3 separate regions of the Mus musculus genome follow, and all the other regions are linked to region 1. A link is a loop called in an ENCODE intact Hi-C map of the cell type or tissue named here. Cell type or tissue: left cerebral cortex. All regions are shown on one strand.

Region 1 (8,000 bases):
ATGCAATATTGCTTAATAAATGCTCTCTCCGATTCGCCCTAAGAGTAAAAGCACCACCCAGTTGCCCAAATGAACTTCTTGGTTCCTCTCTTTCTCTCACTCAGTCCCCCTTTCACTTCAGACCAAGGGAACAAGCCTCCCCAACCCCCTGCAAGCACATCCCAGATCCCCTTAGCTTTCTGTCCCCTCTCCCTCCCCACCACCCATCCACCCACCTCTTGCCAGCCCTTCCCTGAGTGTGCCTGCCCTGTGAGGTATCTTTTTCGGAGCCCAGCATGGTTTCTGATCCCACGTGCACTTCTCACGCTATTCCCATGCCCAGCGTGGTGGATTTCTTGAGGTCCCTCAGACATGCTGAGCTCCTGGCTGCTTTTGTTTCTGTGTATCGGTGTCATCCCTTCTGCCTAGACCTCTTCTCCCAGGCCAGCAACAGCTGCCTCCACCCTTCCTTGAGGCCTCAGTGATGTCATCTCTCCAGCCAGGGATCCGCTAAACAGTGAGTGGTTCTCAACCTCCCTAATGCTGCGACCCTTTAACACAGTTCCTCAGGCTGGGGTGCCCCAACCATGAGAAGATTTTCATTTTTAACTCATAGCTGTAATTTTGCTGCTGTTATGAATCAGAATGTAGATATCTGACATGCAGGATATTTGATACACAACCCCCCTGGAAGGGTCGTGACCCACAAGTTGAGAAACGCTGCCTTAAGGCCCTACCCAGTTCTCCCCTGTAACATCACCCCATCCCTTGAACCTTTCCTATTCCCTTGTTTCCTGTGCTTGCGGGGAGGTCCCATGGGACAAGGGCCCTTGTCTATGTGGCTCTGTGCTGTGGCCCTGGTTTGGAACAGATGGTCAATAATTGCTTATTGACTGACTGAATGGCTCGTGTCTGGTAAGCAAACATGCATGTGCCCGGAAAATCCAAAAGGCGTTGGAAAGCAAAAGCCACTTAATTAGATGAGTCCAAAGCCCTGGCATCTCCGCACGGCTGGGGCTCCTGTGGCCACCACGAGCTTACCACATCCCCCTCAGTGACATCCTAGTTCATAGAAGCAGAGACAAAAACAGTTTAACTCACAAGATGCCCTGGGGGTCCTGGTCGTCCCTGGGGTCCCATGGCACCGGGCTCACCCTGCAGGATCAGAAAGAAAGAGGTGACACAGAAACTCACTCACCTGCACATCCGTGGCTACTTTCAGGGGAGAGATGAGCAGAGCTTGTGGTGGTGCCATGGAGGGCTGGACAGAGCTCTGAGCTTTAGACTCTAGCCTTAAAGGCCAGGCCTGCCTTTTGGGTGGTTGTCCAATGGTGCTCTTAGGGAGGGGACCAGTTATAACTGTCAAGATGGGGGGCCGGGGAGCGGGCGAAATTTCACACCAGAAGGCCAAGGAGAGAAGTCAGCCACTCTAATGCAGAAAATGGGAAGATAATGCAGCAGAGAGGCTACATCTCAGACTTAGTGGAGCCCCAGGCCGCATGACCACAGAACCCCAGTCCTTACCTCTGCCCCTGGCCGGCCACTGCTGCCAGGAGGACCGGGTTTTCCACAGTCACCCTAAAAGAGAGAGGTGGCAGTTTGGCTTGGTATCCCCACCCCCACATTGACCCTGGATCAAGGGAGCTCTGACATCTTGCTCTGGCTTTGGCCAGAGGACCTCTGATACTCTTCAAGCTGGTGGGTGTCAGCATCCCGACCCAGTCTGCTGGGCCCTGGTGGCCTCAGGAAGCCAGGCCTGGAGTAGCAGCTCAGCCAGGGGTCAGGTGGCAGGCAGTTTAAACCCAGGCTGGGCTGCCCAACTCAGGCGTTGGGTCTGAAGAGACCGGGGAAGTCTGTTGAGCTGAAGTCCTCCTTCTTACCTTAGGCCCAGGGAGGCCAGGATGACCTGTTTTCCCCTTGAAGCCCTGGAAGGAAAAGCAGGGAGATGTGGTGCCCGAGATCTGATACCCGAGATGCCCCCACACCTTCCTGCGCAGGCTATATCAGTAGAGTCTATTGCAACCATAGCATGAGGACATGGAGGCTCCGAGGAGAGCCGGGAGGGGGGCTCAGAGCTCCCGGCTCCTTCCTTCAGCTCAACTTACTGGAGGTCCCATGAGTCCGGGAGGGCCAGCAGGACCTGGGTCCCCCTAGGGAAAGAAAAGGAAGCATTGAGGAGGTTTGATTCAGCCCTGACCACACCCACTCTCCGCCCCACTCTGCTTCTGAATCTCCATCCCCAGGATTTGCTGGGAACCTTAGATGGGACAGAGGGAAAAAATCCCAGTCTGGCTCAGCCTCTGACTGACTGGGGACTGTGAACGAGTCCCAGCCCCTCTGTGGGCCTTGGTTTGGTTTCTTTTTGTTAAGGATGGGAAATGACCTTGATAGCTCCACAACCCCCCCCCCCCCCCCCGCTTTGCCATGTTCCCATTTCTCTGATTGCCCAGAAAAATCTCAACCAAGGAGCCAGAGCCTGCTTAGGCCTGTCATGATTACAACCTTATTCTTTCCAGAATACAGCCTACTTCCTCCAGCTGTCCAGGTTTCGGGATCTAAGTGGTATCTCTGTCACCATCCAATTCACTTAACCTGGCTAAGTCTATTAGGAGGCATGAGAGACTCAGGGGAGTCTGAGGCCAGCCGGGAGGAGACTTGGATACCCTGATTAAAGGGCGACTCCAGCTCACCTCATCAGCAGGGAGGGCTCCTGCCTCCCATCCAGCCCCATCTTACCCTCAGGCCAGGCTTGCCGTCCTTCCCGTCCAGTCCGTCCAGCCCAGCAGGGCCCTGCGCACGAGAAAGGCGTGGCTAGATGCTGCTCTCGAGCTTAGGAGGAGGGAAGTCTGACCCAGCCCCATGGTTGGCTCCACCTCTTACCCAACTCACACTGTTACCACAACATGCACACACACTCACACAGGTACTCCATCCCACATGCCATCGGGCCCAGAGGCCACACACTCACCTGAATCCCGGGAGGGCCGGGTGGCCCAGGGGACCCAGGCAAGCCTGAGGGACCTCGAATCCCTTCACTGCCCTGAAACAGGAACACCCAATGAAGTCAGGGCCAGGGATGCTAGGGGGTCCCTGGGAGTCAGGACATCTGGCTTCCTGTCCTGGTTCTACGTTGACTAACTAATGTATTCCACACAGTCTCCCTAAGAACCTGTGTCCTCACCCACCAAGGCCCCTTTCCCTCACGGCTCTATGGGGAGTGAGAACTTGCTTAAACCAGCCCCTTCTCAGGGTTGTCCCAGAGGCCGGTACATGTGTGTGTGTGTGTATGTGTGTGTGTGTTTAATTTATATTGTGTGTGGGCTTTCATGCCTCAAAGTGGGAAAGGTGAGGAGATTCCTGTACTCCAGGGTCTCATGGTCCCTGAGGGCCACATGCCTGCAGTGAAACACCACATCAGCTTTTCAAGGATGGAGCTGCAGATCTCAGGGATTGGGGTGGAGGCCCATGGTGGCCAGGCCTTAGGGAAAATGTCACAGGAGTGTCACCAGATGGTGGACTCTGAAGATGAGTCCCTGGGATGAGGCAGGAGGGAAGCTAGAGGGGACCTAGGAGAGAGAGATTTGGAAGTGGTCCCATGCCTGTGACCTGGGTGTCAGGGCCCTTAGGGTAGATGGACTGGGAGATGAGGCTGGGGAGGTGGGCACTGGACCTGGAGGGGCCCCACGTAACATGTGGCACATAGTCAAGAAACAGACCAGTGGCTTTGACATCGCTTCTCAGCACCCTGGGAGTTGGTGGGGGACCCTTGATCCTTGACCCTGGGAGCATAAACTAGGTTTCTGGGCCAGAGGATAAGATTCCAGAACCTTCTTCCAGGTCTTATCCAGAGCTTCCTCACTTGTGTCTGTACTCTATGAGGTTGCACGCAAACTTTTGTCTAATAAAAGGCTCAGGGACTGTAAAACCACCTGCAAACAGCCATATAGCCATGGAAAGCCCAAAGCAGGGAATTGGGGAGGAGAATAGGAGTGTGGACTGAGAGGTAAGATGCTTAAGGAAAGGTTGCTGTTTCCCCTGGGCAGCGGAGAAGCTCTGCGGCAATGGACAGACACAGCTACAGGGCAGAAAGTCGGGGGTGTTGCAATACCGCCATTGACCAGGAGGGGTCAGCACAGTTCTAGCCAATGTCAGCCTCGCTGAGAGTTGAGATGAAGCACCTCTATCCAGCAGTGTGGGATTCTCTGCAATGACCAGCCTAAGCAGGACTTGGCTACCACCTCCATCCTTCACTGGGAAGGCAGGCATGAGAGGGAGCTGACAGCCACCATAGGTCCACCTACGTCTGATGGGCACAAGCCTGGGGAGGCGGCAGAGGGACACTCATCTCTGATGCTAAGACAGTGTGTGCCCTGGATGGCTCCCTAACTTTTGGGTCTTCCAACTGTTTTCTTTTCCTCATTGTACAGTGAGAGGCTAATGTGTGGCTTCAGAGAAGAGAGGCTCCCAGAAACCACAGCGCCCTGTGGATGCCTCCTCCATCCAATGCTTAGAAATTAAGCCTGGGGTCTCCCCCAGCTCCTACCCAGTACATAAGGGAGCCCCAGCTTCTGCTGAGCCAGGGACGTCACCTCCAAACTGCAGCAGGGCTATGTGCCTAGCTTATCACTGTAGTTCTAGAGTCAGTCCTGCAGAGTTCCAAGGCTGCTGTCCCAAGATTATCACAAAATCACAGGTGACCCTGTGTCTTCGGGGCCCTTGAGGACAACCTACAGAGAGAGGCAACCCCTCCTCCAGGTATGCCTCCATTCAAGGGGTCCCAGTTTCATTCGTTCCCTGGCTCCTTGCCCCCTCTGCTTCCCCTTGAGAAATGAAGCTGGCTGAAGCTGGCCTGTCACAGTCTAGTTACCCGCCTCTACCAGTCCTGTGCCTCTACCCCCACCTTGTTTATGCCAGTCTCCTGGCAAATGGGAGCCCAGGCTACTCAAAGGCTGAGCAGGGGGGTAGGGAAGGGAGGATTAGGAGAGGGCGTGGGACCATCCACAGAGCCATCCGTTGGTGAGCACAGCCTGACAAAGATGGACTTGTCTGTGAATTTTCTCAACAGTGGCAACAGCTGCTTGGCTTTGGCAGAAGTGGGGTTCGGCTCACCTTCTCTGCTTGGGGGCCAGGTGGGCCAGGAGCTCCAGCTTTGCCTGGGAATCCTGGAGGACCCTGTGTCAATGAAGAAGTGGGCAGGGCTGGAGGCGGGGCTTCTTCCCCCTACCTTCTTGGTGGGCGCCATCTATCTGCCTGACCCTCCGTGGTTACCTGGCTCCTGAAATCTATCACAGCCACTTGGACTGTTTCTCCCACCCCCTACCTCCCTGGCCCAGGTCCATCTTCATCCGGCAGGCCCTGCTCCTCCCAGTGGGACCGCCTTACAGGGAACTTCTGTGTCTTTACTCACCGGTGGGCCTGGGAAGCCTGGCTGGCCTTGAAATCCCTAAGGGAAGAAATGAGGAGGTCAGCCCCCCCTTCTTGGACACTTGGTGGAAAGAGGAACAGGCTGGGGTAGCCTCAAGTCTGCAAGCTTTGTCCTTGTCCTCCAGTCTGTCCTAGATGGGCAGCAGGTGAAGTCCCCTCAACCTCCCAGACAATGCTCACCTGGTCACCCTTCTCTCCAGAGCTCCCCTGGGGGCCTCGCTCTCCTCGGGGACCCTGTTGCCACAGAGGAGAATGCAGATGAGAACCCAGTCTTCCTGTCTCTTGGGCCGCAGGGAGAGGCCAGGGCACTCCCCCACCCCCACCCCCACTCTCCACCCCACCCCACCCCACCCCACCCCGTGCCCGGCACTCACCGCTGGACCTTGGGGACCTGGAAGGCCTTCAGATCCTGGTGGGCCCTGGGGACGCAAAGTAACAGAATCAGTCACTCAGAAACATGAGGAGTGAGGCCCTGGGGGTGGGCAGAGCACGAGGTAGGGGTGTCCTCTCCACCTGGCCCTTCAGTTCCCTGGAACCAGCCCGCTAACTAATCCTGCTACCTCCTGGCCTACAGCAATCTGGCCAAAAATTATGAGCTAATCTCTCTTGTGTAGGTCCAGCTCTGACTGTGTCACTCGCTGGCTCAAAAGCCTTCCGGGGCTCCCCTCTGTCTAATGAATGAGGCATACGCTTCCCACTGAGGCTGGGTTTACAGGCATCCTGTAATCTATCACCAGCCACCCTTCCCTGCTTCACACCCCTCTCCCTGCTCCCTCCGCTATGCTTTCGCTCTGTGCAGACTGCTGTACCCTGAACACGCTCTGTTGGGTCGCACCCTCGAGCCTGGGCATGGCTATTTCCTCTCTCTGGAATGCCCACCATTCACCTCTCCTTCCATGTGTCCTGAACCCTCAGGAAACCAATGCTGTCCCTGCCAGGACCCACCCATGACCTCCTGCTCCGTGGACCTGGCACAGCTCCATCCTCCCCTGATCCTCCTTGGGGAAGGACCCCCTTTCCCTCTTCTACAGCATCATCATGCTACCCGAGCCCCACTCTGCTCAGGGCTCTCAGCTCTCAACATTCTTGTCTGTGTCTGTCTGTCTGTCTGTCTGTCTGCCCGTCCGTCCATCCATCCATCCATCCATCCATCCATCCATCCATCCATCCATCCATCCATCCATCCATCCATCCATCTATCTTTCTATCCATACATGTTTTTATCTGCTTCTTGCTGCAGGGCAGGGCTCACAGGGCCTTTTTTGCTCAGTGCAGACCCCTCAGAAGGACTCGCAGCACCCAGCCTGCCTAGGAGACCATCCTGTGGCAGAGTAGAAGAGTGACAGGGTTGGCCTGGCTGGCGTTTGTGAGAAGGGGAGAGATGGCTCCAGCTCTAGCTTAGCAGATCCCGGCTATGAGGGCTGAGGTTCTTCAGCAGATAGACATGGACTCCAGCCCAGCCCTCCTCCACCACTAACTCACTCCCTGGCTGGCTGCAGGCCTCTGGGTGAGTCATGTCACTCAGGAGCCTGTGACTTCATATGCTAGCAGTCCTCAGCTCCTTCCTTCAGTGTAGGACCCCCATGAAGGTGGCCTCAATAGAAGAAGAAGAAGAAGAAGAAAAAAATTCCTGGCCCTGATTTGGCAGGAGAGGGGAATTCTGCCAGCTGACTGGGCCCTTTCCCTCTGACTTCTCTGCAAGAAGCCTGCTAGGATCTCCTCACAGCCTCTGCCTCCGCCTCCGCAGCCACCAGCCTGTGCAGAGCAGCAGCTGGAGTGACTGGGGCAGGGGCAGCAGGGGTCACTGGCTCCTCCTCACAGGAAGATCTCCAGTCCAGCGGATGAAGGTGGCGGTGGGGGTGGGGGGGCACCCTGCTTGACGCTCACCTCACATCCATACCCATGCTGCAGCTTACCGATTCGCCCTTCTCTCCCGAGGGGCCAGTGTATCCTCGCTCTCCCTTGATACCCTGATGAGCAACAGCAGAATTAGCTCTGTGGCCTGCCTACCATGGTGCTAATGCAAGATGTGGGGGTGGGGTGGGGCAGGGGCGGGGTGGGGGTGCAACTGGGGCCCAGACTGGCACCTGAAGGCTCAGGGCACCAAAGTAGGGGATGAGAGAGAAGAGATGGTGGCCAGTAAGGCCTCCCACCTGCCACTGTGGCCCACGCTGGAAAGTGGGACATACCCACCCCGAGGGCACCTTTGCAAGGGGTGGCACCTCTCAGATGTCTACCTCTCTCCCCTAAATCCCCGTAGGAAGCAAATCTCAGTTCTTTCTGAGCCTGGGACTCATAATAGCTTCCAACAGTGTTCCCTTCCTTCCTTCCCATCAAAGTGGTGGTGGCCAGCCATATTACCAAGGGAGCCAAAGTGGGGTAGGGGTCAATATGGACAGCCTGGCCGAGACTGAATGCCGGGAAAGAAGGGACCCAGTTGAGGGGCACCCCGCCTGTTTTCACCACCAGCCTGTACCTCCCGTACCCCCAGAACCAGAGCTCTCTTACTCACAGGCAGTCCTGGGGGGCCCATGGCACCTGGGTAGCCAGGTTGTCCTGGAGGACCCTGCAAAGAAAGGCAGACATGATGAGGGACC
Region 2 (8,000 bases), 51 kb after region 1:
CGCCTTTAATCCCAGCACTTGGGAGGCAGAGGCAGGTGGATTTCTGAGTTCGAGGCCAGCTGGTCTACAGAGTGAGTTCCAGGACAGCCAGCGCTACACAGAGAAACCCTGTCCCGAAAAACCAAAAAAATTAAAAATCAAGTAAGACTTGGCCCTGGGATAAATAAGGGTTGGATTCCACCCCTAACATCTATTTAGCAATGAGTTTTGACAACGTATTCCCCCCATCATGGAGTGGGTATCCTCCTTTTGTTGGCAAAATAGAATTGTCGTCCACACTTTACAAGAAGGGTTGCTTAGAGAGTGCCCATAAAAGACTGAGCGTAGTTCCTGGAACCCAATAAACATTAGCCATTCCAGACATACAGTGAGTGTTTGCAAGCTCAGCACCACAGTACACATGTGCTCCCGGCTGCCTCCCTCTCCCTCTTCTGCTTCCCACTCAGCATTAACTTTAGATTTGTTCTTCTTCCTTCTCACTTGTGGATGGGGAAGAAGGCAATTGGGACTAGTCTCCCAGATGGGTATATCTGAGCAGATGCTTGGAGGAGAGAGGACAAAGAAGAGATCCAGGAGAGATGCCTGGTACCCAGGAAGCAACCATCTTGATTGGTTAGAGCATCCAGTGTCCTGCTGGACACCAGGCCTAGAAGGACCTGGCTTGGGTACCATTTCCCCAAAGCCAGTGGCAGAGCCTAAGTGGTTTTTGTTTGTCTTTATGTAAAGGAGGCTCACCTCCTGCTGAGGACCAGAGTAAACCAGCCAGGGTCTTGGTGAGGTGCAAGAGGATGGGAGGAGCCAGAGATTCTTCCCACATTCTTTCTTCCCATGCTATGGCCTCAGACTGTTGAGACATCGAGTCACAAACTCGTAGAATCCTGGAATTTCTGGGTAGAAAGAAGCTCTGACTGACGTTGGCCTTTACCTCCTTCCAACAGTGCCCGCCCATGGCGAGGCTGTGGAGGCTTGACAACTTGGCTAGCAAGGCAAGCTGCAGCAGTGAGGCAGGCAGGCATCCAGCTTTTCCATCAAGAAAGAAAATAAAAGATCAGTAAGTGTCTGCCCCTGGTTCTGCAATCTCCTGGCTTTGTTCTCTAGGCCAGCTGTTCTCACCCTTCCTGATGCTGCAACCCTTTAATACAGGTCCTCTTGTTGTGGGGACCCCAAAACCATAAAGTTAGTTCATTGCTACTTCATAACTGTCATTTCGCTGCTGATATGAATCATAAAGTAAATATCTGACAAACGGGGGGATATCTAAAATGCAACCCCAAAGGGCTCACGAGCCACAAGTTGAGAACTGCAGGTCTAGGCTAAATCTTTCAGTTCTGTGAGCCACAACCTCCAACTCTGTTGAATGGGATGATCTGTTGAGAGGATTAAATGAGGCCGTTTATGAGATTGAGCCAAATCCACAGGAAACACTCAAAGATGCTAATTATCACAATGATTATGGAGGGGGCTGGTTATGTGCTGAGGACTCCAGTCCTGCACCTCACAGCCAGGGTCATCTGACATCTCCTCTGAGCCCCACTTCTGTCTCACTTTATTACTTACCTGGCTGCCTTTATTAAGAAGCCAATGGTATTTCTGACCAGTATGATAGCTTTTTCTGTGGAATGGTCTAAATAACACATAAAGAAATAAAAATTGACTTTGGGATTTGTTGGCCTTGACCTTCAGTTAAGGCCTGACACCAGCATTTGGGGTCAGAGAAGACAGTGGTTGGAGTGGTAGTGTGTGTTTGGGTTCAAGGCTAGGTCTGCTTGGGTTCATTTGGCTTTAGGTGGGTCTGTGTTCTTTGGCCAAAAGGGAAAGCTGAATTTGGGGACGCAGCCTATCCATCTCTGAGTCTGGAATCTTTTTTTTTTATAATTCAATCATGTTTCTGTTCAGATTTACTTATTAGTTTTTAAAAGATTTGTTTATTTTATGTATGTGAGTACACTGTCACTGTCTTCAGACACACCAGAAGAGGGCATAGGATCCCATTGCAGATGGTTGTGAGCCAATATGTGGTTGCTGGAACTTGAACTCAGGACCTCTGGAAGAGCAAGCAGCCAGCATCAGTGCTCTTAACCACTGAGCTATCTCTCCAGTCTCCCCCCACCCCCCACCCCGACTCTCAAGTCTGGAATCTTAAGGTGCCAAATATGTTCACCACTCAGGATGGAGAATGGGCTGAGGACTCAGATCTGTGTAAGTCCCAGCGTTCCTCTGCTGTCATCCATTTCCAGTGGCCTCAGTGTGCCAGCCACTCCATAGCCATCCAAGGTCTCCATGCCACTGTAGCCCCCGCCACACAGAGGAGAAGAGAGACATAAATGACAGACATGGCAGCTAGCTGGCTGTGCTGCGATCACACGGAGCTCTGCTCCCAATCTGTCACAGCTACTTAACAATTTTCATTTATCACTGTGTGTGATGGAAGGGCAGATGCTCATAGTCCAGCACTCATAGGAGGTCACAGGACATCGTTGTGAGACAGTTCTGCCACTTTGACAGGGGCCTGGGGTTCGAACTCAGGTCGTCAGTCCTGCGCAGCAAGTGCTGTCCCAGCTGAGCCATCTCACCAGCCCCTACTACTACTTTTTTTTAAAAAATTATTCTCAGGAGCAGCATATCCTAAGTAAGTAAGTTTTTCCTTGTTCTTCTCTTACAGGTGAACAAGCTGCCAGTCTGTGGTCATCTGCAGAGGGACGCTTTACTGGACAGGTCCTACAAGAAGCCAGGCAAGTCACTAGCTGAGGGCAGAACAAAGATTTGAATATCGGGCTATCACTCACTGGTGCTGGTCCCCTCTTACCCTTGTAACTCAGTTTTCTCATCTGTAGAATGGGCAGAACCTCTAAGATCTCAAGTAGGCCATTTGTCTAGACCAGGTCCACACCCAGAATACCAGAACAGCCTAATGAACTTGGGTGGTGAGGGGCAGGTGCAGACGTGACTGTCCAGCCAGGGATGGGCGCATCAGCCAGATGCACAAAAACAACCAAATAAATCAGGCCAAGGAACTCCTAATCCTTCCCGGCTGTGGCTGCTACTGCTCACAGGGCCTGGAAGCAGGGCACTGCTTGGCCAAAAGCAGAGTCTGGCCAAGAGACTCCGAGTGATGCCTGGCCATCAAGACTGACTCTGCTCCCGCGGGGGATGTGAGAAGAGGCCCTCCGGACTGGTGACTCAGACCTCCCTGACCCCCTCCTGGGTGGGCACTTTCCAGCGCCTACGTCTATTTTTAGACCTGGCTCCAGGTCTGAGTACAGAATAGCAGGAAGGAGGGTGAAGGAAGCTTGAGACGCCCGCGCCTGAGTAGCTCCTCCTCTAGGGCTCAAGCCTTGAGGCCCTCCAGCTGTCCACCTAGAAATGAATAGAAGCACGAGGGTGCGAGCGTCATCTCCTACGTAGTGGGTGCATCGCAGGCACAGACAGGGATGAGTGAGTTCCCTCTCCCCCTCCCACCAGGCCTGGCAGTTCTAGAGAGCTGGGTGTGGCCTCTGTTAAGTGAAGCCAGGAGCCTCCTGTTGCTGAAGTGTTTGTCTATTGGACTGAAGGCCAGGGCTGGAGGGGCCCTGGCTACTGAGCGGGCGAGATTGAGAGCGGAGAGAGCTGCCAGATTCAGGAACCCAGATCCCTCCTAGCTGTCTGTCACGCCCCCAGGACTCCCTATAGCCACGCCCTCACCGACCACGCCCTGAACTACTGTTGCTCTCCTTTATGGAAAGCGAGCCCTCCTCCCCACCCCACCCTACCCCTGTTTCCAACTTTGCCCTGCCCACCCATGATCAACTATCCACACTGTCCCAAGGTTTAGAGGGCCTGGGTGCTGGGGCATGGGGCAGATGTGAGAGAACTGAGCACCCACCTTTAACCCCCGCCCCAACCCCTCCTCTCTGGCATTAGATCAGAGAGGAAAGGCGTCGGGGCTGGGGGATAGGAAGTCAGCAATGGTGAGGCCTTTGGATACCTAAGGTATAGGAAGCATCTGCTTGAGACAGAGAAGCTAGAAGGGCTGAGACAGCTCTGAGCACCAGAACAAGCTTGTAGAGACAGACCTCACGATGGCTCTTAGGTAGAGAGAGGTCCTTAGGCCAAAACCCACCACTAGGCCCCCAGAGAGTGAGGTCACATTTCTGAGGGATGAAGGGAGCGGAACACATGTGGGACCTGGCTTTTGGGAGGTCCAAGTCGAGGACCATCCTTCTGTGGTGAGGGGCGGATGATGGGAGGTGGAGCCCGTTCTCCCGGCACCCTCTAGTGGGAAGCTGAGGAATTGCGGAGAACAGATGGAGGGGGGGGGGAGCGCTAAGCCTCCTCCCTCTCTCTGTTCCTCCAGGACCTGCACACCACCCTTCTGGGGAATATCCACAGGGTTTCCCCTCACTGGAAACAGGAGCCATTCTAGTGGCTATATTCCAGCCCCAAGCCCTGTCTGTCTCTTGTTGCTTAGGATCACTTCCAAGCTGCGTTCTGTCTGTCCCAGCCACTGGTCCCTGAAGCACCTGCCAGCTGCTGCCTCCTGTCTGTCTCTTGCCCCATCTATTCCTGATGGACAGGCAGTGTTTCTACAACAGATATCTAGCAGTATAACTCTCATGATTAAAATATCCCCGTAGCTTCTCAGGGTCCAGAGAAACTTCACACTTGGGACTTGAAATGGTCTCTTCATCATTAGCCTCACCTTCTGTGGACTTCATCCCACTGGAGGCTCCTTCTGTCTTTCCATCCCATCTGAGCCCTCCCTGACATTGACCTAATCCTTACCATTGGGGGGTGGGTAGCTTCCATGGCCCCCAGAACACCTCTACTGTGTACAGATCAGTCTCTGCCTAGGACTCTAGCTGCCGGTTGTTCTGCAGGACAGCATATCGAGTTATTAATTGCTTTCCTCTTCCTCTCTCTCCTCCCATTTCCAAGCCAAGGCCTTTGATTTTCCTAGCCTGGGGGAACTGTGCTGGGTAGCACACAGGAGCTGCTTGAAGTCTGATGGCTCTTGCCTACTTTTGTAAAAGGAACCTTCTGGAAGCAACTGTGCCAGGTGTTCTCAAGGGAGGAGCTGAATAGGACAAAGGGGGAAGAGGTTGGTGACTGGTTGCTGGGGAGCGGCAGTGGGGGCTACTGAAGGTGGAGACTGTCCTTAATAGATGACAGGTGTGGGTGAGGGTAACACAGCTGGGGAAAACGGAACCTAGGTATTGAGATACTGGCACTGTCCCCAAGCAACAGAGGAAGAGCTGGCTCGGTGGATCTCAAGACTCCCATGGGGTCTGCAACCCTATAGATGGAACAACAATATGAACTAACCAGTACCCCCAGAGCTCGTGTCTCTAGCTGCATATGTAGCAGAAGATGGCATAGTCGGCCATCATTGGGAAGAGAGGCCCCTTGGTCTTGCAAACGTTATATGCCCCAGTACAGGGGAATGCCAGGGCCAAGAAGTGAGAGTGGGTGGGTAGGGGAGCAGGGTGATAGGAGGGTATAGGGGACTTTCTGGATAGCATTTGAAATGTAAATGAAGAAAATATCTAATAAAAGAAAAAAGACTCCCACGGGGCCCAGCACAGCAGGCCTCTCTCCGGGGGTAAGGTGGACCAGGACGGGAGGCAGCTCTTCTATGGTGTAGGAAGGAGCACTGGATCTTTGCATAGAGGAAGAAAGAGTGAGTCCAGGAATGGGTGAGATGGAATTTTCTGCAAATTTTCTCACAGCAAAGAGCGTAGAGTGGATCAGATTGGAGGAGGTCTTCAGGCAATACAGACACAGGGTCTTTCTTGGGCCAAGATCCCTACCTGCTGCACCTGCCTGTGTGCGTCTCGGATACAGAGCTGAGAGCGTGGGTTTCCTCCAGAATCACTGCCTCGGGGTCCAGCGTGGGGTCTGGCTCATAATAAGCGTTCGAAAAATGTTTGTGGGTTTTATTTTTGTTGTTGTTGTTGAATTCACTTTTCCTCAATGGAGTCAAAAAGTCAAGTCTGTTTCAGCGCTATACACAAGGGCGTCCCTATAGCCTTGCAAATAAACTAACACTTAATCCCCTCTCCTAGCTCACAAAGTCCCCTCACCCTCACAGCCTTGTCTCTGCAACCCACCCTCCGTGTGGGCTCCTCTCCAGCAAACAGCGTTATTTGTAATTCTCCCAAGCTGCCAGGTTGCTTCATGCCTCCATGCCTTTGCTCATGCCGCACCTCCGCCTCTGGTGCCCTTTCCCCTCTCTCTGCCTGCTGAGCTTTCAATTAGTGTAAGTTCAGCGCAAGTCTTCCCTTCCTGGTCTTGTCTGACACTCTCCCCTTCCCTGCGAGGCAGAACAGACCCCTCCTGCTCTGGAACCGATTGCTCCTAGCTACGTTTGTCTTCTCCCGAGGCTGTATCCCAGACTCCTCTGGTGTAGCAAGACACCTGTGCCCAGCATCGTAAAAAAATGGCTTTCTGACCCCCCCCCTCCACACACACACACACACACACACACACCTTGGGTTAGTGGGTGTGACCTCAGCATCCCTTCCAGCCTCCGTTTCCCTCTCTCTCACAAAGGAGAAATGGAACTCAATGGTCCCCGGGTTCCCTCCTTCTGTCATTGAGTTTGTCAGTGATGGCACATAAAACACAATTCGCCTGTATCCCCGCACACCAACTGAAAACAGTGCATGTTCAGACATGTAGATGCTCATGGCAAAGCACACAGCCACCAGGAGCAAGCCCCGGCTAAGCAGTTGCATGTGACCCACACGTAAAAGTGTGTAGCCTTCTGGATGCAGATGCTTGGCCCTCCCAACCCCCCATCCCCAGTCAGCCCCTGGCCTTGACAGTGAAAAATTCAGAAGCAGTCAGGGCTGCCGGTCCAGCATCGAGTTAATATTCAAGGAACGAACCTTCTGCAATATGCATGCCCTGAGGCTGGTGTCCTGTGGGGCTCCCCCTTTCTCAGGCCTGCACAGGCTCAGCCTCCTATCCCAGCCACCCCAGCTGTAGGCACAGACACAGCCTGCCTCCAGCAGACCGGCCACCAAGACCCAGACCCTCCGTTCTGTTTGTTTTCTGGGCATTTCCCTCTCAGTGTCTCTTCATCCCTTCATTCGGGATTATCTCTGAAGTCCCTATGGTGTGACAGGCAACCAACATGCATGGCAGTAACGATGACCCTTTTCTGCACTCAGAAGCTCACAAGCCAGTGGGGGAGACATACTAGATATATAATTTCACATAAAAATAAATAGCACTATGGAAAGATTAATATGATGTGATTTGGGGGAAAAAATGATTCGGGACCAGTGAAATGGCTCGGTGGGTAAAGCATCCATTACGAAACCTGAATACCTGGTTCAATCCTGGTAACCATATGGGGAAAGAGAGAAATGGCTACCACAAGTTGTTCTCTGACCTCCACATACACATACATGATATGTGCATGTCCATACATGTGTGTGCATGCTCTCACACACATAACATGTTCTATATTTGCACATATGTATATATATATTGTTGTTGTTGTTTAATGATTCAAAGATGGCAAGATATAACCATGGCCCTTCTGGAGTTCACTGTAACAGTCATTAAGAGTAAGTTAGGGAACTGAGGAAATGGCACAGTAGTTAAGAAAAACATTTTTTTTTTGAGGCAGGGTTTCTCTATGCAGTCCTGGCCTTCCTGGAACTCACTCTGCAGACCAAGGTAGCCTCAATTTCAGAGATCAACTTGCCTCTGCCTCTGCCTCTGCCTCTGCCTCTGCCTCTGCCTCTGCCTCTGCCTCTGCCTCTGCCTCTGCCTCTGCCTCTGCCTCTGCCTCTGCCTCTGCCTCTGCCTCTGCCTCTGCCTCTGCCTCTGCCTCTGCCTCTGCCTCTGCCTCTGCCTCTGCCTCTGCCTCTGCCTCTGCCTCTTGATTAAAGGCATTTGCCACTACACCTGGCAACTTATTCTTACAGAGGATCCTGGTTTGGTTGCCAGTACCTCATGGTGGTTCATAACTATCTTTAACTCTAGTTCCAGGGTATCCAGTGCCCTCTTCT
Region 3 (8,000 bases), 100 kb after region 1:
TCAATAGGCTTGGGCCCAGAGACATATACATACGCAAAAGCATGCATGCACAGATAGATAGATAGATAGATAGATAGATAGATAGATAGATAGATAGATAGATAGATAGATAGATAGATAGATAGATAGATAGATATAGCTATAGATATACACACATATATATGCATTTACAGTGTTCTCCATATGAACAGGCACACATGCATACAGATCTGTGACCAGCACAGCATTATGACCTCATATATACATGGGCGTGCACACACCACACTAAACACAATGAAGTCAGACCACCACATACATGCAGAGATGCATCTATTCCCACGTGTAGACACACACATGTGCTTGGCCCTGTGACTCTGTCTATGACAAGCTAACCGGGTTGGACTGTCCTTATGGGAGACTACCCATTGCTCCCTCCCCGTGTCTTTAAAGCTGGGGCATCACAGAGCCCTGGTCCCATCTCCTGGACCTCTGCTGCTCCCAGTCCATCAAGAAACGCTAAATCCAAACTGGTCCTTGCCAAGGTCTGGCTTCTCCAGAAAGGAGCCACCTGCACACACTGGCCCGTTCCCACATCCACTTAGTCTCCTTCAGACACCTCATCCCAGTCCAGGATTTTACCCCGCCCTCAGGGTATAGCCTTCATTGCTTCATAGCTCCTGCTTCAAAGAGAGACTGAGGCTGAGAGAAGGTATTTTACCTTCTTACCCTTCACAGTAAGGTAAAGACTCAACTGGAGCTGGAATCACAGCCATGGCCTTACTCGACATCTTCCTGAAGTGTGCGGTGGTGGCCTGTCCTAGAGACATTGACCCAGAGCCCATATCCAAGAAAAAGACTTGGAGGAACCCAAGCGATTACTACCCATGCATAACTACCTGGACCTCTGTTTCCCTCTCTGGGGAATACAATGTCATCACTACTCTTGGAATGGCACATGCCTTCTCCATCAGCCTCCCTAACACGTAGCCTGACCCACCACAAACCTACGAGCTCTCTGTTCCTGGTCTCTCAGAACTGGGCTGACACTCCCCTCGCCTGAGGTCCGGGTTCCTGCACCAGGGAATGCCATTTGGGTTAATCCAAGAGTAGCTTTGCCACCTCAGAGTCGAGGAAGACCACAGACCCTCCCAAGGTACAAGTTCTAGAAAGTAGAGAGGCCAAAGTCAGCTCTAAGGCAGAACTTTCTGGGTCAAATAAGATTGGTGGAGATGGTCAAAAGGCTTCAGGACTTTTCTTAACTGAGATGGGAGAGGAGCTGCCTAGAGTAACCTTTCTCAGGAGCCCAGACCTCAGCCAAGCACCCCCAGAATTCCTGGGAGTTCCTCTCTGTCTAGGTTCAGAGAGAATGGGGATCCTGGAAGACCCCACAGACCTGCCCAGCCTCAGGCTTCCATTCTGCACCAAAGAAGGATCCTAAGGCAGCTGGAGTGGAAGGTGAAGAGCAGAGGGGGTGGGGCACCTCCGAATCGGCTATCCGGAGTGTCCCCAGGATCAGATCGACTCTTGTCTAGAGGGAGACCAGATGTGAGCTTGGACACTGGGCAGGGAGTGGTAAGCCCTGGCCTTGGGCGGGGGATGGGCGACTAGCGGGGAAGGGGGCGCGGCGACGCGCACATCCGTCGCGTTTATCCACCTGGCAGCTCCAATTCACGCGCCCGTCACTCATCCTCAGCTTCATCGGTGCCTGCCACGGGGCCTCCGGGTCTCCCGCCCGTGCTTCGAGCTGGGGGCAGGGTGCTCGGGGACCCCTCTCCAAGAGCTCTGGCACCCAGGGAGGCGCACACCCTCCATCCAGCCTCTGGAGCTAGGGGGCGGGACCGAAGGAGCGGGCGACCCGGGCGAGGCCTTCCCGGACCGATGACAGAGAGGGTTGCTCCGGAGGCCTGCGGCAGACACCGAGAGAAAGGCTGGCCGAGCCAACTGGGATGAGGGGCGGCCCCCGGGGGCGGGGGCGTGCGGGTGGCAGGGGAGGGGGCGGTGACTCAGCCGCCCTCCGCCCGCCTCCCCGGAACTTTGCAGCAGCTGGAGCGGTTGCTACAGGAACCGAAAGCTTTTGTTCCCCAGTGTCAGGGCTGCCCCGGCGGGAGGATAGCTCAGAGGTTGCCACTCCCCGCTAGAACCCCGGTCTAGCCGCACCGCCAGAAGACGAATAACCGACCAGAGAGCACCACGGGTTCGTGGCTCTTTCCTCCTTCTACCAGCCCTTCACTGAAGCACTCACGTCAATGCTAGGCTCCTCCAAACTCCACAGCCCTCAGACCATGTTGCCCCTAACTCTGACCTGCAGCGCTAAGAAACCTGGAAAGTTCCTGACAATATCTGATCCCCAATGGTTGGGAAGAAAGAAAGGCTCTGTATGTCAGAGTGACTGGTTTTCCATGTGGGCCACCTCTAACGGACTGCCTGCCTTTGGGCACCTTGACTCGAGTCTCTATACTGGTTCCGCTCCCCTGGCCTGTATACTTTAATCTAGACCTCAGAGCCCTTGGCTTGGCCTTCACTGTTGCCCCTGTGGTCAGGGAGGATGTTGCAGAACCAGGGAAGAAGAGTCAAAAACTAACAGTCACAGGCTTCCTGGACCCCTTGGGGGCAAGAGGGGTGAAGGTACTTTCTGTCTTTATTATTCTGAAGGTTAAAGTGAAGAAAATAGAACTCCTTTTATGTTCCTCCTTGGACTCAGCAGTCGGCAGGGACCTGACCTTGGCTTTGATAGGCAACAGCAAAAGGCATCATCATGAGTATTGATGGGTGTCAGACACTTCACAGTGCAATCTGATTCCATTTCCCAACAACTACATGGGGCATTGGCCACTGACCCATTTTATAGAGGGTCAACTGAGGCTCAGGAAGGTTAGTTAGGTAGTGTGGCCAGATCATCCCATCAAAGGCTGAGTCTCAGCTACTTACCTTCAAAAGCTGAGGGTTGGGAGGGAGGGAGAAGAGCTGAGACTAACTAGGACCTCCCTTTGTGTTACAGAAATACCCACCACTGACACACACCCTAAATGAGACCTGCCCCTTTCTGAAGAGAAAGAGGGGAGGAGACAGGACAAGGTAGTGAGGAGGGAGGCAGAAGGGAAACCGAGAGGAAGATCAACCTCTGTCAGTCTTGGTTCCTGCCCTCCCCCAAAACATCACCAAGGTGTCACTGCTGAACCCCACTCTTCAGGTGTCTGCTCTGTCCCTGGGTCAGGTGGATTTGTTCACACCCTTCTCTATGCCCAAACCAGATAGAGTCCCTCTCTTGTAAGGCTGTAATGGGGGGAGGGGGGGCAGGAACTCCCTAGGGATACCTACTCAAGACCAAGAAGCAACCAGACCATTCTAAAAAGCAGGTTCAGTAGAGCTGTGCCTGGTACTCAAAGGGTTCCTGACTTGCTGTTGGGATGAGCCGTCCCTCGTCCCTTGTACACCATCCCTCCCCAAAGCACATAGTCTTACGACCAGGAGTGTTTGGGCACCTGGCCTCGCCCACCAACCTCATCTCCCCAGGGACTTCCCAGCGTCAGTCCCGCAGACACCTAGACACCTAACGAACGCTTGGGTTGCGGAAACCCAGGGTTGTCCGCGCGAGAAGGGGCGGTGGGTCTCGGGCTGCGGGCAGGGGGCGCCAGAGGACGCCCAGGGGCCGGGCAGGCAGCTGGCAAGGCGGGCAGGCGGGCGGCATCTCTCGGTCCGGGCGCCCCTCCCCCCGCGGGCAACAGACTGGTCGCCCGTTCTGCACTAGCCGTGGCGCGGAGGATTTCCCGCTGCTGTGCTCTCGGACCGAGCCGACTGCAGGAGTGGCCGCCAACTTCACAGCCTCCAGTCCCCCAAATCATGCCAGCCCCCGGGGGTGCAGGAGAGTGCGTCTGGTGCCTGGCTCTGAGACCGGTGGTGGGAGGATAAGGATGCGGGGGGAGGGAGGCGGGTGTCCGGCCAAAGACGAACGCGGGAGTCGGATGCGGGTTCGATGGAGATCACGGCCTGGGGAAAGGGGCTTGGAGGAGCAAGGGGGACACGGCCCCAATTCCAGGCTGAGGGGGAGGGGACTTGCATCAGAGATTGGAAAGGGAAGGCGGGACTCTGGGCAGATATGGGGGAAGGGGCACTCGGGGCAGAAATAGAGGGGAAGCATGGTCGCCGTGCAGGCGCGGGGGAGGGCACTAGCAGACACAGTTGGGGACCGAAACGACTCCGGGCAGAGTGGAGGAGAGGTCCAGAGTCCCGCGGCCAGACTAGGAGGGGAGATGGGGGAGGGGGGAGGACAGTCGAGCTGCAGGTTGGAGAGGGGGTTCAAATCAAGACCGGGGGCGCACTGCTGGGATCTTGGCCGAGACAGGGCAAGACTCGCGACAGCGGTGTGGCAGTCTGGGTCAAGATTCTAAAGGTGGGGGACTTTGACACAGACGGCAAGGGGTCGGTCCAGGCTGGGGGAGGGGGTAGCAAAGGGGTTCGCGGGAGACTAAGGGGGCTTCGGCCCGGGCCTCGGGAGTCCCTCTTAAGACGGGGGTTGGGTGAGCGCTGGACAGACTCTGTTCTGGCCGGAGGAGAATTAAGCAAGACCGGCTCACGGAGCACCCTGAGTGCGGGCACTCGGGACTGCGCGCGAGGGTTCAGTGCGGGGCCGGCCGGGGTCTGGGGCCGAGCACTCACCTGGGCGCCGTCAGCAGCAGGAGCGGGGGCCGGCGCTAGTGGAGGCGGCCGCGGGGCGCAAGTTTGCCATCCCTAAGGCGGGGGCCGGGCTGGGCGCAGGGCAGCTCGCCGCAGCCGCGCCGAGGCCCGAGGCTCCCGCTCCGCCGAGCGGCGGGTGCAGAGCAAGCACCGCGGAGCTGCACGGGGCGGGCGGGCGGGCGCCGGGCCGGGCGCGGGCTCCTGCCGCCGCCGCCGCCTCCTCGCCGCGCCGCCCCCCGCTCCCCGCCCCGAGCACCGCCCGCGCCGCGCGCCGCCTCCTATTCGCGGGTGGCGGCCGCAGCCCCAGCCTCTGATCGCCGGTGCCGCATCCTCCTCTCTGCCTCCCAGCGCCGCCGCTGCCACCGAACCGGATTCCTCCGGCCGCTCCGGCCGCTGCCCGCAGCGCGCGCCGGGCCGAGTGACGGCCGAGGCGGGACGCGGCGCCTGCGCGGGCCGGGCCCGGGAGGGGGCGCGCGCCGGGCCGGGCGCGAGGAGCCGCGGGAGAAGGGGCGGGGGGGCGGGGGCGACGCGCGCCGCCTCCTGTTAAAGGGGGAGCAGCGCCAGCCGAGCCAAGCGCGCCCTCCCCCTCCCCACCCTGGGCCCCAGGCGCCGGCGCGGGAGAAGCCCAGGGTAAGCCCCCACCCTGCCTGTGACCGCCTGGACTGCAGAGTGAGCCTCCCGGTGATACCCCTCCAGCGAAACCCCAGACTAGTGGCGTCTAGCGCAGCCAGGGTCTCCCGAGCTGTGGAGGCTAAAGCGTTTTCTCCCCCCTCCCCATTATGCAGTGCATATTGCATTGCGTGTCCCTGTGCATGCAGGTGACACTCGGTGCACTGAACTTTATATATGCATACAGGTGCCCTGCGTGTGCACTGCAATATTGCCTGGCTGGGTGCATGCAAATGCTGCACATATGCATTGACATGCGCTCAGGTCCTGAATGCATGCTGCTTTTTCCATGTGCCTTAAGAATTATATGTAGAAGCTCACAGGTGCCACATGTGTGTAGCATGCTATGGGTATAGAAGCAACACACATACCCCCGCAGCGTGGCATGTTTACTGCATATTCTGGTGTTCATCGCTGTGATATTGTATGTCCCTAGGCACGGGGATGCTACACGTGTGCAGTATGTTACATGTTTTCCCAAGTCTCTTCTCCCACAAGTGCCTTTCTCTGTGCCAGGGGCGCCCCCATGTTGCATCTGTTTGTGTAGAAGCCACAGAGATGCACAGACCCACCCCATCCTGGCACTGTGCCGAGGAACAGTTGGGTGGAGCCTAAGCCCACACGGCTCAGGCGGTACCCGGAGAGATGTCCATGGCTCAGGGCTCTGGTCAGGCTGTTTGTGGCCTGGGCATGTTGCCATCAGGAAGGTGGGCCGACTGGGGACACACCACAGCAGCCAAAACAAGTAGGTTAATCCGATGACTCTGGGCAGAGAAGCCAGCAGGGGGCAGCTTTGCAACGAGGGTGGAATGACTTTGGGACATACTTGGGAAGGTTCACACACGTGGAGGGACCAGTCCTGTAAGGACAAGGTGGTCCACGGCCCATTCATTGCTAACTTCCCCTCCCCCGCCCCCACCATAACTCGACTTTTGTCGCCTACAGGCTGTGGCAAGATGAGAAAAGCCCACCTCTTCCCAGAGGAGTTACCAAAAAGAGGCAGAGAACTTCTCCTGTCTCTTCCCTCTGTCCCTCCCCCCTAAAGCTGTCCTGGTGACATTTGTTGTGAGTGATTGGGAGAGATTATCGACTTTAATGGAAGGAGGTAATAAGGGACGATGAAGGAAGCTCACCTGTCACCTTAAGGGAATTTATGAAGCTGTGTGAAACAGGGAGGCGGTCTGGGCTTACACCTCCCCTTTTCCTGTGGGAGCCCTGAGAAGGCCAATGCCTTGGGCCTCGCACTGGCAGGCAGAGCTCCTGGATTCTTGATAAGCATCTTCAAACATACCCTGGCATAGTTAGAAGGCTCAACTACCAGTGTGAGAGTTGAGCCAGGCAGGCTTTGCCATCTGCAAGGCAATGACAGCCACCAGACGCAGTGGGAAATCCTGGGCTCCTTCTTTTCTTGCCTACTGTGAGAAGCAACAGAGTTGCGGAGTTGGGAGCTTTGAGGAGGTAGACAAAAGTGGGAAACGTGATTAGGACATGGACTGCTCTCACAAGGATGCAAAGACCAATCTCTGGAAGTCCCTGCAACATTTGCTCTCCAGAGCTCTAGCCCCTTCCTCTCCCTATAGGGAGCCTGCCTCCCTCTTTATGAATATTCATGATCATTTGCATGCTAGAGACCTAGCACCAAGAGAAAGGCAGGCAGGTCTCTTACAGATGTGATGCAGCTGGATCTCTAAAGCCACCCTCTTCCTTGGCTCTCAGAGATCCAGCTGGGTAAGGGGTGACGGGAGGGGCCGCCTCCGGGAGACAGGGAAGTTATTTATCTGTTTCTCTTAGTCCTGACTTCTTGACTTCCCGCCCTATGGAAATGGTGGGTGTTGAGGGACTCACCGGGCAGCCTTGGAAGGAGAAGCTAGGTAAACTGGGTAGAGGCAGCAGGAGTTGTCAGGGGTTGTACAGCTGTCTGGACTAGGACAGATGTTGGGAAGCCCCCCCCCATATGAGGGCTTCCCCCACCTGCTTTCCCAGGAGCCCCTGCCCTTCCAGACTCACTCTGGTGATAATGCCACCCGCCTGCCTGCCTGCCTGCTTGCTTGCCCGCCCAGGAGGACTTGGAGTAATTACAAATTGTTTCCATATTCAAATCCAGCTGGTTGAAGAGAAATTACTTCTCTGAACAGCCCAGGCGGGGGTGAGAAAAATGCATCTTAGCCCCAGGAGGGACCCCCACCCCCCTCCAGGGAGCCTGAGGCTGAGATAACCTGGGAAGAGACACCATCCACAGCTCAATCACAGAAGGCTTGAACAGAGTAAAGGGCCAACCCCTGCATCCTTACACTCTGGGCAAAGGACAGTGACCTCAGCTCTGTGTCCCATGAGAGTCTGCTCTGGAACCTCTGAGATGAAGGGGACCCAATGCATACATATAGGCAGTAAGGGGCCACCTACTCTGACCTACTGTTGTGCTGGGTGACCTTGAGAAAATGCCTTCTGTTTCCTGGGCCTCTGCTTCCTCCTGTACGGAATGATACAAAAGCATAAGCAGGCTCAGCCCGGAGTCCGGGAAGGTCCAAGGTATGGATCAGCAAGTGCTAGGCCCTGAGGAGGGGCCTTTTACAATAATGATCTTATTTGCAACTAATTAATATTTTTTGTTAAGAATAACTACCACCAATATCCCAGCTGGGAGGCAGCACACCGTCAAAGACAGGGCCAGCGGGGCA

Evidence for each region. A loop is a pair of places that touch in the nucleus more often than their neighbours do. Peaks named below come from ENCODE experiments on the same cell type or tissue, not always from the same donor. Only the 100,000 strongest peaks of a DNase experiment are listed, where the experiment ranks them.
Region 2: a loop joins it to region 1, with 7 times the contacts of the local background. A loop is called at or near these places in 17 of 42 quality-filtered maps.
Region 3: it touches region 1 in a loop (2.5-fold over the local background); 2 of 42 quality-filtered maps call a loop at or near these places.

What each region holds. Positions count from the first base shown.
Region 1 is chr4:130,083,641-130,091,640 of GRCm38, reverse strand. Col16a1 (collagen, type XVI, alpha 1) reads right to left here. Exons shown (of 70, transcript NM_028266.5): 50 at 7,916-7,969; 51 at 7,320-7,373; 52 at 5,778-5,822; 53 at 5,584-5,637; 54 at 5,387-5,422; 55 at 5,089-5,151; 56 at 2,948-3,019; 57 at 2,716-2,769; 58 at 2,085-2,129; 59 at 1,860-1,904; 60 at 1,504-1,557; 61 at 1,081-1,134. Among named protein-coding and RNA genes, the nearest start is that of Gm46871, 8.4 kb to the right of the region's middle. In left cerebral cortex, a CTCF peak has its summit at 4,093 (motif pointing right); DNase peaks (open chromatin) are centred at 4,103 and 6,897; H3K27ac peaks cover 376 bases.
Region 2 is chr4:130,032,545-130,040,544 of GRCm38, reverse strand. It overlaps Gm12963 (a long non-coding RNA gene), which reads left to right. Exons shown (of 6, transcript XR_003955360.1): 3 at 2,663-2,732. Among named protein-coding and RNA genes, the nearest start is that of Col16a1, 11 kb to the left of the region's middle. In left cerebral cortex, a CTCF peak has its summit at 4,244 (motif pointing left); DNase peaks (open chromatin) are centred at 497, 981, 3,394 and 4,218; H3K27ac peaks cover 1,262 bases.
Region 3 is chr4:129,981,943-129,989,942 of GRCm38, reverse strand. Adgrb2 (adhesion G protein-coupled receptor B2) reads right to left here and starts at 5,073. Exons shown (of 30, transcript NM_001290715.2): 1 at 4,636-5,073. In left cerebral cortex, CTCF peaks have their summits at 3,602 and 6,101 (motif pointing right); DNase peaks (open chromatin) are centred at 5,054, 5,925, 6,708, 7,451 and 5 more places; H3K4me3 peaks cover 5,845 bases; H3K27ac peaks cover 5,207 bases.